Linked DNA regions of Homo sapiens: region 1 is linked to region 2. Evidence: chromatin contacts called from ENCODE Hi-C or POLR2A ChIA-PET data. All regions are on one chromosome and are shown on one strand. The core of a region is the stretch at or near the end of the contact, and the rest is flanking DNA. Distances in the headings are between cores, read along the strand shown.

The links. A loop is a pair of places that touch in the nucleus more often than their neighbours do. ChIA-PET counts read pairs that join two places held with the same protein, here RNA polymerase II (POLR2A). Pooled maps may share reads with other maps.
Region 1: a loop to region 2 is called in a pooled map, with 2.5 times the contacts of the local background. The contact joins the enhancer-like site here to the promoter of DLGAP5 in region 2. A Hi-C loop is called at or near these places in 3 of 50 pooled maps. POLR2A ChIA-PET finds 5 or more read pairs at or near these places in 3 of 52 experiments (K562, activated CD4-positive, alpha-beta T cell and naive thymus-derived CD4-positive, alpha-beta T cell).

Annotation. Positions count from the first base shown.
Region 1 is chr14:55,456,904-55,463,713 of GRCh38, reverse strand. No RefSeq gene overlaps it. Among named protein-coding and RNA genes, the nearest start is that of TBPL2, 20 kb to the right of the region's middle. Within about 2 kb of position 4,738, at least 4 of the 41 ENCODE cell types and tissues checked have a DNase peak (open chromatin) inside an H3K27ac peak, as active enhancers do.
Region 2 is chr14:55,188,525-55,195,729 of GRCh38, reverse strand. It overlaps DLGAP5 (DLG associated protein 5), which reads left to right and starts at 4,145. Exons shown (of 19, transcript NM_014750.5): 1 at 4,145-4,267; 2 at 6,550-6,788. The coding sequence starts at 6,551. It overlaps LOC105370508 (a long non-coding RNA gene), which reads right to left and starts at 4,057. Exons shown (of 2, transcript XR_943888.3): 1 at 3,928-4,057; 2 at 1-941. RefSeq lists enhancers at 1-219, 3,849-4,401, 4,402-4,955.

The sequences.
Region 1 (6,810 bases), core at 3,489-5,988, 270 kb before region 2:
AGGATTTGGCCTCCTCTTGCTTCTGCCACATGCACCAGCCCTCCCGTTCAGCCACTCTTCTGAATCATATCACAATCTTGGTTAAATCAACTTCAATATTTACATTACAGTGACAATATGAGTCACCTGGCATATGATTATTTCTCCTTTCTCACTTTTTAAATTATCTTTTATTTTCATTTGCTTGGTTTTCAGCCACAAATTCTCTAAAGTTTCTGAATTTCCACTCAAAACTCTTGACACATCAAGCCTTGTGTTGATGTCATCCTTGTCCTGCAGGCTGGCGCTGTCAGCTTCAACTGCAGCAGGTCATCAGACTGTGATCTCCCTTCACTTTCATGCTGAGGATTACCTCTCCTCCCTCCTGGGTTCACTATGCTGTTTTCTTCTTCTTCAATTTACACTCTCATGTTGGGAGGCATATCCCCTGATACCCTGAGAAAGGGTACAGGAAATCCAAAATTTGAGGGAAGTCTTATATTTGGAGATGGGATGAAGGAAGGATGGATAGATGACGAAGGAGTATAAGGACACTTCCAGGTGAGATGGATATACTCATTACCTTGACGGTAGTGATGGTTTCATGGTTATATACATATAGCAAATCTTATCAAATTGTGACATTATATTGTATGTCAATCGTATCTCAATTAAGCTGCAATAAAAGATAAATAAAAAGGTATGCATATAAAACTCAGAAGCTGGGCTGGGCGTGGGGGCTCATGCCTGTAATCCCAGCACTTTGGGAGGCTGAGGTGGGTGGATCACGAGGTCAGGAGATCGAGACCATCCTGGCCGACATGATGAAACCCCGTCTCTACTAAAAATACAAAAATTAGCTGGGCATGGTGGCACATGCCTGTAATCCCAGCTACGCAGGAGGCTAAGGCAAGAGAGTCGCTTGAACCAGGGAGTCAGAGGTTGCAGTGAGCCAAGATCGCGCCACTGCACTCCAGTCTGACAACAGAGCAAGACTGTTTCAAAAACAAAACAAAAAAAAAACACACCTCAATAGTTTATCAACTTATGTTATTTGTAAGTCTATGGGGAAACAGGTACTCTCATACAATGCTGGTGGGAATGTAAAATGTTACAGCCTCTAGGGGAGAAATTTGACAATATCTAGCCAAATTACAAATGTGTTTTCTTTGGCTCAGTAATTCTGTTTCTAAGAATCTGTACCAAAAATACATGAGCAGAAATACAAAATGACATTTGCACAAAACTGTTCATTGAAGCACTAGTTGTAATAACAAAAGACTGGAATCAATATAAACGTACGTCAGCAGAATATTGATAAATGATGGTACAGCTATGTAATGAAGCAGTGCACAGTTGGAAAGAAGTGAGAAAAGTCTCTATATACTGCTATGGAATGATCAAGATGTATCGTTAAGTGAAGATAACAAGTTCTCAAACATTGAGAATATTCTACCTTTTGTTCCTGGAAATTCTCTATATCTTGATCTGGGTGATAGCTACACGAGGTGTATAAATGTGTAAAACTTCACTGAGCTGTACATTTAAGATGAGCACACTTTACCATATATAACATCCTAATAAAACATTTTTTTAAACTAGATAGGAGCAAATTGAGGAATGCATGGAAGAAGAAATGGAGACAATGAGAATTTTGTCTATGCAAAGGCAGGACTAGCTAGAGAGAATGTAATGTCAGAGGAAGGTTTTTCTTTCCTTCCTTTTCTCCCTTTCTTCTTTCTTCCTTTTTAAAATGGGACTTAAGCATATCTCAAAGCTGATGGCTGATGAGAAAGAGCAATTGAAAAGTAAGATTGAGTCTATATAAGAAAGAGAAGGTGGGCCAGGCACAGTGGCTCACGCCTATAATCCCAGCACTTTGGGAGTCCGGGGTGGGCGGATCACAAGGTCAAGAGTTCAAGACCAGCCTTGCCAACATAGTGAAACCCCATCTCTACTAAGAATACAAACATTAGTCAGGCGTGGTGGTGCGTGCCTTTAATCCCAGCTACTCGGAAGGCTGAGGCAGAAGAATCACTTGAACCTGCAAGGAGGAGGTTGCAGTGAGCCAAGATCATGCCACTGCACTCCAGCCTGGGCGACAGAGCAAGATTTGGTCTCAAAAAAAAAAAAAAAAAGAGAAAAAGAGAGAAGGTATAATCAATACTACAAGGTGTTTGGAAAGTTGGGAGGGTATGAGAGTCAAAATTCCCCAGAAAGGTATTGTTCTTAGATGGGGAGAAACATTTTTACTGTCCCAACAGGGGAGAAGGAGGCTAGAATGGGGATCGCTATAGGGAGTTTTCAGAATTAGGAACACCAGGCCCTAAAGGAGATAGGGCATGCAGAGGGAGTGGAGGGAGGTGGTTGTGGAATCCAGGAAGCAGAAAAGCCTTGGAATAGTCATTACAGTGAGTAGGAGAGTAAAAAGTAAGCTGAACAGGGAAATATAGAAGGATCATCAGCTATTAGTTGGGTTTCACCAAACCCAACTAAGAGATAGGATAGAAAGGGCCTTTAGATCATTGACCAGGTATGTTACTAAAACAATGTATCATGCAGTCTAAGGTGATAAGCAGGAAATCAAGACAGCAGGAGACAGAATGATTAGAAGTAAACAGAAGTCCGCAAGGATTGGAGTTCCAGTGAGGTTGACAAGTGGTTGTACTGGGACTGGTTGAAAGCAGGCTGGCAGGAAAAGATGCTGTGGCCAGAAAGGGAAAGCTTGAACTGGTGATTCCGGGCATGTTGGGTGATGGTAGACCCCAAAATGGCCATGGGTTTGGAAGGCTCATGTGAAATGGAGGCTGGGCGTGGAGGTTCATGCCTGTAATCCAAGCACTTTGGGAAGATGAGGCAGGAGGTTCGTTTGAGTCCAAGAAGTTCCAGACCAGCCTCGGCAACATAACGAGGCCCTGTCTCTACTAAAAAATAAAATGTTAGCCAGGTGTAGTGGTACATGCCTATAGTCCCAGCTGCTTGGGAGACCAAGGTGGGAGGATAGCTTGAGCCCAGGAGGTCAAGGCTGCAGTAAGCTGTGATTGCATCACTGCCTCCAAGCCTGGGCAACAGACCCAGGTCCCATCTCAAAAAAAAAAAAAAAAAAAAGAAACAAAAAACTAAAATAAAAAGAAATAAAAATGAAGTGAGATGGAGATCCCCACCACACACAGATTAAAATCTGAGCCAGCAGTTCCCAAAGTGTTTTCTACAGAACATTGCTTGACAAAGGGCTTATGCACTAATGACACATTATTAAAGTTCTGATATATCTTGAATCAAAGAATCCTATTTACTGTGTTTAACCAAATATTCCCTGAACCTTTGAATTACTAAATTTTTTTTGGTTCAATATTTATCAGCAGTCTTCTAAACTAATGTTCTTCCAAACACACTTTAGCAACTTTCTGCTTTGCATGTAACCTGCTGAAACTCTAACATTAATGGAATGAAGTGAATAATTATCACAGCAAGTGATCATTTTTTAATATCTGGGTTTTTTTTTTTTTTGGTTTGTTTTTGTTTTGTTTGAGACAGAGTCTTGCTCTTTCACCCAGGCTGGAGTGCAGTGGTGCAATCTTGGTTCACTGCAACCTCCGCCTCCCGAGTTCAAGCGATTCTCCTGTCTCAGCCCAGTAGCTGGGATTACAGGCATGTGTTACCACACCCAGCTAATTTTTTTTGTATTTTTAGTAGGGATGGGGTTTCACCATGTTGGTCAGGCTGGTCTCGAACTCCTGACATCAAGTGATCTGCCCGCCTAGGCCTCCCAGAGTGCTGGGATTGCAGGCATGAGCCACTGCACCTACCCTTTAATATCTGCCTTAATGTATTTTGATATGAAAATATGATTTGCCTAGCAAAAGCATGTAAAAAAGTACAACATATGTTTCATTAGGATAATAATGTTAGGTTTACCATAATTTGCTATGAAGATAAATAACAACAGTGTTGTATTAGATCATTAGAGTTGGGATTTAACCATGATTATCTTAGTCCTTCATTAATACAACTATTTTGACCATTAAGTAGCCTTCTCTTAAAACTAGTTACATTCCTGCTACAGAAAAGGCATTAAATAATAAAGGTTCTGATGTCAATCCCATCAAATATGTATTTCTATTCTTTAAGCCTCATAAGAATTCTACCACATATAGTAAGAAGAGTAAAGAAGAGCCATTAAAATTAATATAAAAGGTCTCCATTTTCTTTCACTTCATTTCTCGGACATTTAAGATCAATAACAAAAATTAGGTACCTGATGTAAACTGTTTTAATGCTGTTGCTGCCCCTCTCTGAGGAAGAATTAATACTTCCTCTCCGCATTGACATTTTGCTTAGCCAATGAAATGTGAGTGGAATTGACTTGGCTCACTTAAAAGCAGAAGCTTTAAAGAGCCAGCTTATTGTTCGCCCATGTCCTCTCTCCCTCTGCTACGAGAGCAGCAATATTCCAGGTAGAGGCTGCTCCGTCAGCCTGAGTCCCTGAATGAAGGGGATATGGAGCAGAACTTCAGGTGATCCTGAAAGGACACGTGTTATGAGCAAGAAATCAACCTTTATTCATGTTAGCTACCAAGATTTGGGTGTCATTTTTTACCATTGCATGACTCAGCCTATTCTGACTAATACAGAAATCACATTGTCCACCCTATATTCATTTCCAAACACTAGCAACTGTTAATGAACACAAATAGAAGTCATCACCAGAAGCATAAAATTCCCTCCACAGAATGTCTAGAACAGTGATGGCAAATTGACTTAATCTCTCATATCAGCTCTAATGAACTCATAACGATGGCCTGAGTCAACTCTATAGAGAACGGTTCTGAAACCATGACCTTGCCTGGCAGGAAAGAGTTATCGTATTTATTAGTATGTTTCCAGTAGAAGGAGGGGTAATAAGCTGTCCATCCCTGGCCCATGAGGCACAACCTGTCCTCACTATCATTTCTGTTTTTTTCTGATTTTGTACAGGAGGCATTGTTTTTTAAATATACCCAGAAATAACAGAAACTAGTGCATAAAACATTTAGGCTAATAAATAATTTCATTTAACTGATGAAAGGAAGAGAAAAAAAGTGTTACTATCAGAGCTGACCACAGAATTCCTCCTCAGCAAGAGAACTGTCTTTGTTAGAAACATCTCTAGTGGACTTTTTAGTTATTAAGATGGCCCTCTAGACCAGGCCTGGATGGTTGGCCTGGGGAGGAAAATAGTGAAACTTTTATATCAGAAATGCACAGTGATTTTTGGAGTTGGAGCTGAATGAGCCATGAAGAAGCAGGGAAAATCCCAAGAAGAGGGCCAGAAGGTGTCCCACTGCATGGCAGGAGGCTGTGGGGAAGGCAGGACACAGGATGCGCCCTCAGAGGACAGAAAGGCTGAGGACTTTTGAGAACTGGGATGGTTGAGTATGCAGTTCAAAGTGTTTTACCCTTCTATTCTGTAATCTAACATCCCTAACCATGACCACACATGCGCACACATACAAACACACAATTATGGGTTGAATTGTGTCCGCTGAAAATTCATATGCTAAAGTCCTAACCCGCAGTGCCTGAGAATATGATCTTATTTGGAAATAGGGTCATTGCAGATATAGTTAATTAAGATGAGGTCATAGTGAAGTAGGGTAGACCCCTAATCCAATGTTACTGTGGTTATACAAGGAGGAAATCTGAACACAGACACTCACACGGTGACAGCCATATGAAGACAGGAGTGATGCTGCCACAAGCCAAGAAACTACCAGAAGCTGGAGGGGAGACCTGGAACAGATCCTTCCCTAGCACCTGTTAGAAACAGCATAGCCCTGCAGACACCTTCATCTCAGGTGTCTAGCTTCCAGAACTGTGAGACAATGAGACAAGAAATTTCTATTGTTTAAGCCTCTCAGTTTGTGTTACTTTTTATGGCAGCCCTAGGAAATTAACACATATGCACATGCACAAACATGAATGCACACACACTTATGCACACATATGCACGCACACACACATGCACACACTCATACGCACACACACTCATGCACAGACACATGCACACATGCACACACACTCATGCACACACATGCGTGCACATACACACACCGGTGCCCAAATCTTCATTAAAGCTTGCACCACACGCACAGCCATGACCAGTGGCAGTCTGGAGACTGAGGGGTTTGTATGGGAGTTGAGTAAGTACATAGGCTATGCAAAAGGAACGAGATATGCAGAGGCAGAGCCCAGAGTAGATGCCAGAAAGGCAGTGGAAGCAGAGACTCGTGGCAGAGGGAGCACAGGTTCCTTTCACATGCCCCACTAGCAAGAATTCTCAGAGCTATTGGGCAAGTATTGAGACGGAGCAGGGACCCCTCTTAAGGGCTTGCAGCACCCTCCTCCACCCCCAACCCCAAGCAGGGAAATAAAATCTTGAGTTCCTTCAAGGGAATTTACAGTCACCTAGCTAGCCTTGACAAGTAAATGAGCAATTTGATAAGCAAGACGGTAACAGTAGCTTAAAACAATAGCCAAGGAAGTTAGAGTCACACGAATATTTGGTTCCCAAGAGAAACTAAAGATAACACCTTAGCATATATTCTTGAGTTGTTTTTCAGAATTTGGACCTCCACTAAATGGGTACACTGGTACAGAGACCTCTGATAAGGGGGAACTGAGGACTGAACTCCGACCGCTGTTCTAAACTTCTTTCTGAGGCTCCGGAGGTGCCGGGATTGCAGACGGAGTCTGGTTCACTCAGTGCTCAATGGTGCCCAGGCTGGAGTGCAGTGGCATGATCTCGGCTCGCTACAACCTCCACCTCCCAGCCGCCTGCCTTGGCCTCCC
Region 2 (7,205 bases), core at 2,896-5,395:
GGAGGATTTGGACCATCCCTAGCCAGAGGGCAATAGCCTAGCAATTGGAACTTGAGCTTCTCAGCAAGGCACACCACAGCAGGCTGAAGTGCTCTGGGGTCCTAGGTAAACCTGAAAGGCAGTCTGAACACAAGGACTGCAAGTCCTAGGCAATTCCTAATGCTAGGCTTGCCTTACAGCCAGTGAACTAGCATGGTAAGTGACCTAGAGTGACACCAGCTGGCACACCTTGTGCCATACCTCCCCAAACCCCAGGCAGTGCAGCTCTCTGCAACAAAGTGACTCTTTCCTTCTGCTTAAGTAGAGGAGAGCAAAGAGTAAAGAGGACTTTGTCTTGTATCTGGGATACCAGCTCAGCCACAGTACGATAGGACATTGAGCAGGGTGATGAGGCTCCCATCCCAGGCCCTAGCTCCTAGACAACATTTCTAGACACACCTTGGGCCAAAAGGGAACCTACTGCCTTGAAAGGAAGGACTCAGTCCTGGCAGGATTCATCAGTCCTTGGGCCCTGAATAGCAGCAATACCAGCGAGTATGCTGTGGGCCTTGGGCTCTGAGATATGCTGGCTTCAGGGGTGACCCAGCACATTCCCAGCTGTGGTGGCTACAATGGAAGACTCCTTCTATTTGAGAAAAGCAGAGGGAAACATAAAGGAGGCTTTGTCTTGCACCTTAGGTACCAGTTCAGCCACAGAGGGGTAGAGCACCAAGAGGGTTCTTGGGGGAGTCCTCGAGTCCAGGCTTAGGCTCTTGACAGCATTTCTGGATCTGCCCTGGGCCAGAGGGGAGCCCACTGCCCTGAAGGGTGAGTTCTAGGCCTGGCAGCATTCACCGCAAGCTGACAGAAGAATGCTTGAGCTTTATGTGATCATCAGCCGTGGCCTGGCAGAAACCCCCATGAACAGGTGGTGGTGGTGGCTATAGGAGAGGCTCCTCTGCCTGTGGAAAGGGAAGGGAAGAGTTGAAAGGGCTTGTATTATGGTTTGAATGCCAGGTTAGCTACAGTAGAATAGAACATCAGGTAGGCCAGGCGCAGTGGCTCACACCTGTAATCCCAGCACTATGGGAGGCCGAGGTGGGTGGATCACCAGGTCAGGAGTTCAAGACCAGCCTGGCCAACATAGTGAAACCCTGTCTCTAATAAAAATACAAAAATTAGCCGGGTGTGGTGGCGGACGCCTGTAATCCCAGCTACTCAGGAGACTGAGGCTGGAGAATCACTTGAATCTGGGAGGCAGAGGTTGTAGTGAGCTGAGATTGCGCCATTGTACTCCAGCCTGGGCGGCAGAGACTCCACCTTAAAAAAATAATAATAATAATAATAAAAAGAACTTCAGGTAAATTGCTAAGATTTCTGACTCCAATCCCTGGCTCCCAGACAGCCCAGCTCTGGGAACAGCCGGGGCCTAGGGGAACTCACTGCCATGATAGGTGCTGGCTTAAGGTCTGATCCAGCACAGTCCCAGTGGTGGTGGCCACAGTGAGCCACCACCCTCAGTTCCAGCTGGCTCAGCAGAGAGAGACATTCCATTTATTTCGGAGCAAGTGAGTGAAAAGAACAAGAGTCTCTGCCTGTAATTCAGAGAATTCTTCCAGATCTTTGCCAAGACTATCAAGGTGGTACCTCTACAAGTCTGAAAAAACCACAGCATTATTAGGCTTGGGGCACAAGTCCCTTCAAACACCCTGAAAGCCTTCCCAAGAAGGACAGCCAAAAACAAGCCCAGATTGTGAAGACTACAATAAATACTTAATTTTTCAATGCCCACACACCAATGAACATCTACAAGCATTAACACCATCCAGGAAACATGATCTCATGAAATGAACTAAATAAGGAACCAGGGACCAATCCTGGAGAAACATAGATATAGGAACTTTCAGGCAGAGAATTCAAAGCAGCTGTTTTGAGGAATCTCAAAGAAAATCAACATAACACAGAGAAGGAATTCAGAATTCTATCAGATAAATTTAACAAAGAAGCTGAAATAATTTAAAAGAAGCAGAAATTCTAGGGTCAAAAAATATAATTGACATGCTGAAGAATGCATCAGAGTTTCTTAATAGCAGAATAGTTTTCTTTTCTTTTTTTTTTTTTGAGACAGGTTCCTACTTTTTTGTCCAGGCTAGGGTACAGTGGTGCGATCATAGCTCACTGTAACCTCAAACTCCTGGGCTCCAGTGATGTTCCCACTTCAGCCTCCCAAGTAGTGGGACTAGAGATGTGCGCCACCATGCCCAGCTAATATTGTATTATTATTATTATTATTATTTGGTAGAGATGGGGTCTTGCTATGTTGCCAGTGCTGGACTTGAACTCCTGGCCTCAACTGATTCTCCCATCTTGGCCTCCCAAAGTGCTGAAATTACAGGTATGAGCCACCATTCTCAGTCTCTTTTTTTTTTTTTTTTTTTTTGAGATGGAGTCTCACTCTGTCACCCAGGCCAGAGTGGAGTGGTGCGATCTCAGCTCACTGCAACCTCCACCTCCTGGATTCAAGCGATTCTCCTGCCTCAGCCTCCTGAGTAGCTGGGACTACAGGCGCGCACCACCACACCCGGCTAATTTTTGTATTTTTAGCAGAGACGGCATTTCACCATATTGGCCAGGGTGATCTTGATCTCTTGACCTCGTGATCCCCCCGCCTTGACCTCCCAAAGTGCTGGGATTACAAGCGCAAGCCACAGTGCCTGGCCAGAAGGGTGAACATTAGAGACTGACAACCCCACGTGCTGGAAAGCATGTGAAACAAGTGGAACTCTTATATGTGGCTGGTGGGAATTGTAAAATGGTACAACCACTTTGGAAAACTGCTTGGCAATTCCTTACAAAGTTAGACATGGGTGACGGCACCCGCCTATAGTCCCAGCTATTCAAGAGGCCAAGGCTGCAATGAGCTATGATTGTGCCACTGCTCTCTAGCCTGGGGGACGGAGAGACCCTGCTTCTAAAAAAAAAAAAAAATTTTAAGTTAAACATACCCAGAATGACCCAGAAATTCCACTCCTGTATTTCCTCAAGATAAATAAAATATGCCCACAAGGACTTGTACGAGAATGGTTATAGCAACTTTGCTCATCATCACCAAAAATTGAAAGCAATACAAATCCATCAACTGGTGAATGCATAAAGTATTCAATGGAATGCCTCTCAATAACAAACACTACTAACTTCTGGTTCACGCAGACCCAAAAGAGTACCTATCACCTTCATTTTTATAGTGCTAGAAATAAGAGGAGTGGTTGCTGATGTGGTGGGAGATGGACAGGAAAGAAACAGGCCACTCTTCTGAGTGATGGAAATGCTCTACGTCCTGATTGGGTGGTAGTTACACAGCTGTTTACATTTACCAAACTCATCAAATTGTCCACTGGGGGGGAAAAACTATTATTTTCACTGTATACGAAAACTTCGCCTCAACAAAAAATGAACTAAAAAAGAAAAAAAAGGGGAGGGGGGCTGGCGACGTTGAAAAGTAACGCTAAACTATGTAAGGATTTGATAATTGGGGTAAGCCTTTTCTTTAAAACGTCTAGTAAAGAAAACATTCCAAGAAGGTCTGCTAGATTCTGTGACTAAACAAGGACATTAAAAAGCCCTGAATCCAGCTTGGTCAACGTAGTGAGGCCCTGTCTCTACGGAATTTTTTTAAAGTTAGCCAGGCGTAGTGGTGCGCGCCTATAGTCCCAGCTACTCGGGAGGCTGAGGTGGGAGGATGGTTTGAACACAGCAGCTCAAGGCTGCAGTGAGCAGTGGTCGGTGCCCACTATACTCCAGCCTAAGGGACAGAGACCTTGTCTCAAAAAAAAGAAAAAAGAAAAAAAAAAAAAGCCTTGCGAGCTCTGGGGGAGATTTCCCGCAGCCCAGCTTTGCCAGGGACCCAGCCTCACCCCTCGGGCTCCACCGCCCACTCCCGCCCTTCACCTGACGTGAGCGCCCCGACTGCTCCACTCCTTCTCATCCCGCGTCGCGGTCCCGCCTATTTTCCCTCTCTCACCCATCTTTTGAACTGGCCCTTCACCTTTCAATCAATTCAAATATCGCACGGAGCAAACCAATCGCAAGCCTCGTTGAGTGGAAGGGGTGGGATCTTCCCCGGAAGTGTTGGTTAAAGCCCCTCCAATCAGCGGCTCGGTGCGGCAAGTTTGAATTTCGTGGAGGCTCGGGTTGTGAGGGTTCCTGCTTCGGAGTCGGCGGTGGTCGTCCAGACCGAGTGTTCTTTACTTTTTGTTTGGTTGAGGTTTCACGCTAGAAGGTGGCTCAGGTAGGTGGGTGCTGGAGAGCTGGACGGAGAACACTGGCCCGCTTCCGTTGAAGGTCTAGAAGGGTCTGAGGACCGGGGGCTGCGAGCGGGAGCAAGTCAGAGGCAGGCTCCTTTAGGACCGTGTTACCTGCCCTTCCCGAAGCTGATAATGCGAGCCTTTAGAAGAGTCCATATGTTTGCCCTGACCTCTGTAATAGTCAGCGTTTCACCACCGGGGCGTAATTGACCTTTGGGGTGAAACTGTTCTTCACTAGCTCCGACATTAAATTCCCGTAGCTCTTCCCAGGTCCCATGGCAACTAAAAACGCCCGGTTGAGAACCTCTAGTCAAGCAAGATTAACGCATTCTGGACTTTCAAGCTGGAGGAAACGCCACTCAGCCAAACAAAATTTAGGTGTGTGTGGAGCCAGGGCTGCCTTGCTTGGGATCCCAGCTTCACCACCTTTTAGATATGCTAATGTGAGCAGTTAATTGACCTCATCTGTATGAGAGCGATAATAGTTAACTACCTTTCAGGGTTATTCTGATAATTGTACCTTTAATGTTGTCCTCGCTCGCTCTTTCTCTTGCTGTGGATAGTGCTATCCTGTATTTAATACATAAGTCTTAATTTTTCTTCAATCTTTAGCGAATTAATATTGCAGGAGATAAATAGTAGAAGACAGTTCTTTATGAAAAGCACAGTCCATTGTCACTTTCCTTGGGTCTTAGAGGAGAATGTTATTAGCATGCAGGTCAGACAGATTCTCGTTTTTTATATTTTGTTGATTGCTTAGAATCATGTAACAATGTATTGCATTACTTGTGCCAATTTTTCTATTATCTGGAGTTTTCTAGTGGATTTAGTTAATTCTTGTTGAAGAATATACCATAGTGTGTCTATCACAGAGCCTCCCCCTTACCTTTTTTTGTTTTTGTTTTTTAACTGCCAAGACTTCTGAGAATCAGTATCCTTTCTCCAGTTTGGCTTGGTAGTTCTCTATACCAGCTACACAGGTGACCCCCTCAAACTTTCTAATTTTCTTTGTTCTCCCTAGTTGGATCTACTGACGTCGTCTTTATTGTCCTCTTTTGTTTTGCTTGAATACATTCTCAAAGATCTTTCCAAGAAAAAGGCATGTGCCAATTAAACTATATGATTTTGTGCGTGTGTGTGTGTGTGTGTGTGTGTGTATGGCTTTTCTTTTTTAAAATTTATAGAGACGGGGTCGTGTTATGTTGCCCAGGCTGGTCTCAAACTCCTGGGCTCAAGCAGTCCTGCCTCGACCTCCCAAAGTGGTAGGATTACAGGCCTAAGCCACCGTGCCGGCCTAAACTGTATGATTTCTTGTATGGATGAAAATAATGGAGCAAACTGATAGGGTTATTGTGAACTATATATTTGGTCTTGTTCTGTTTTCTGGCAAACAACTACTAAAATCCTTGGAGTCTTCAAAGTGGTACCTTTTTGTATGCTAATGATTGACTGATAGCTGGATGCCTCTAAATAGCTTCAGGATTGGGGCTGGTCACTAGACAGACCAAGGCAGGATTTCTCGAGAGTTGGCATTTTCAGCCCCACCTCACAACCTCTGGGGAGGGGAGAGGAGCTGAAGGTTGACTTGATCACCAGTGGTCAATGATTTAATCACTCATGCTTATGTAATGAAGCTGCCATAAAAACCAAAAAAAAACACCTGTGTTTGGAGAGCTTCTTAGGTGAATACATGAAGGTTCCTAAACAGTGGTGCTACCTGAGAGAGCATGGAAGCTCCTTGTTCCTTTCCACATACTTTGCCCTGTGCCTCTCTATCCAACTCTATCTGTATCCGGTTGCCTATTGATTATCCCTATATGACTAATAGGTACCTGGTGTGGGGTTTTTGTTTGTTTTTGGTTTTCTTTTGGCTTTAGAAGAAATGTTAGACTACCTGCATTCCTCATCATGGGTAAGGAAACCCTTGTGTACATGGTCCTTCACTTAACCTATTTTCACCTTTATTTCACGCTTTTCTTTTTGCAGTGTTCTCTGTGGTAAGCCCAGAGCCTCTTTTATTCTGGACTATCACTTACTGGCTTTCTCTTCACTGGTCAAGCAAGTTCCTATTTAAAACCCCCAAATAGGTAGCTTCTTATTCTCTGATAATCTTCTTCTCACTTTTCAGTGTTACATATTTATTTCATTGCACATTTTATATTTTTATTTCAGAAGGCCCTGAAGTGGGACAGGAAATGAACTGTAATCTTAATTTTTTAAATAATGAAAATTCATGTAAGTTGGGTTTTGTCCTTTTCCTTGACAGGATGTCTTCATCACATTTTGCCAGTCGACACAGGAAGGATATAAGTACTGAAATGATTAGAACTAAAATTGCTCATAGGAAATCACTGTCTCAGAAAGAAAATAGACATAAGGAATACGAACGAAATAGACACTTTGGTTTGAAAGATGTAAACATTCCAACCTTGGAAGGTAGAATTCTTGTTGAATTAGATGAGACATCTCAAGGGCTTGTTCCAGAAAAGACCAATGTTAAGCCAAGTAAGTAAAGGTCTGTTGTAATTTTAAGTACTTTGAAGAGTGAATAATAGTTGGTTTAATGCCTGTGTGAGTAAAAAACTCTGGCCAGAAGAGTTTTGAAATACCATTCTATAAATAACTTTCCTTTTTGGTCTTTTTCCTTTTTTTTTTTTTTTTTTTTTTAAATTACAAGAGACAGGGTCTCACTGTGTCACCCAGGCGGGAGTGCAGTGGTGTGCTCACTGTAACCTCAAATTCCTGGGCTCAAGGAATTATCTTGCCTCAGCCTCCCAAAGTGTGGGGATTACAGGTGTGAGCCACCGCGCCTGGCCCCTTAATAACCTGTTATCTACAACTAACTACTGTCTTTAAGGCAAAAGCCTTTACCTGTGGAGTATTATAACACTTTATTATCTATATTGCTTCATAGAAATCCTA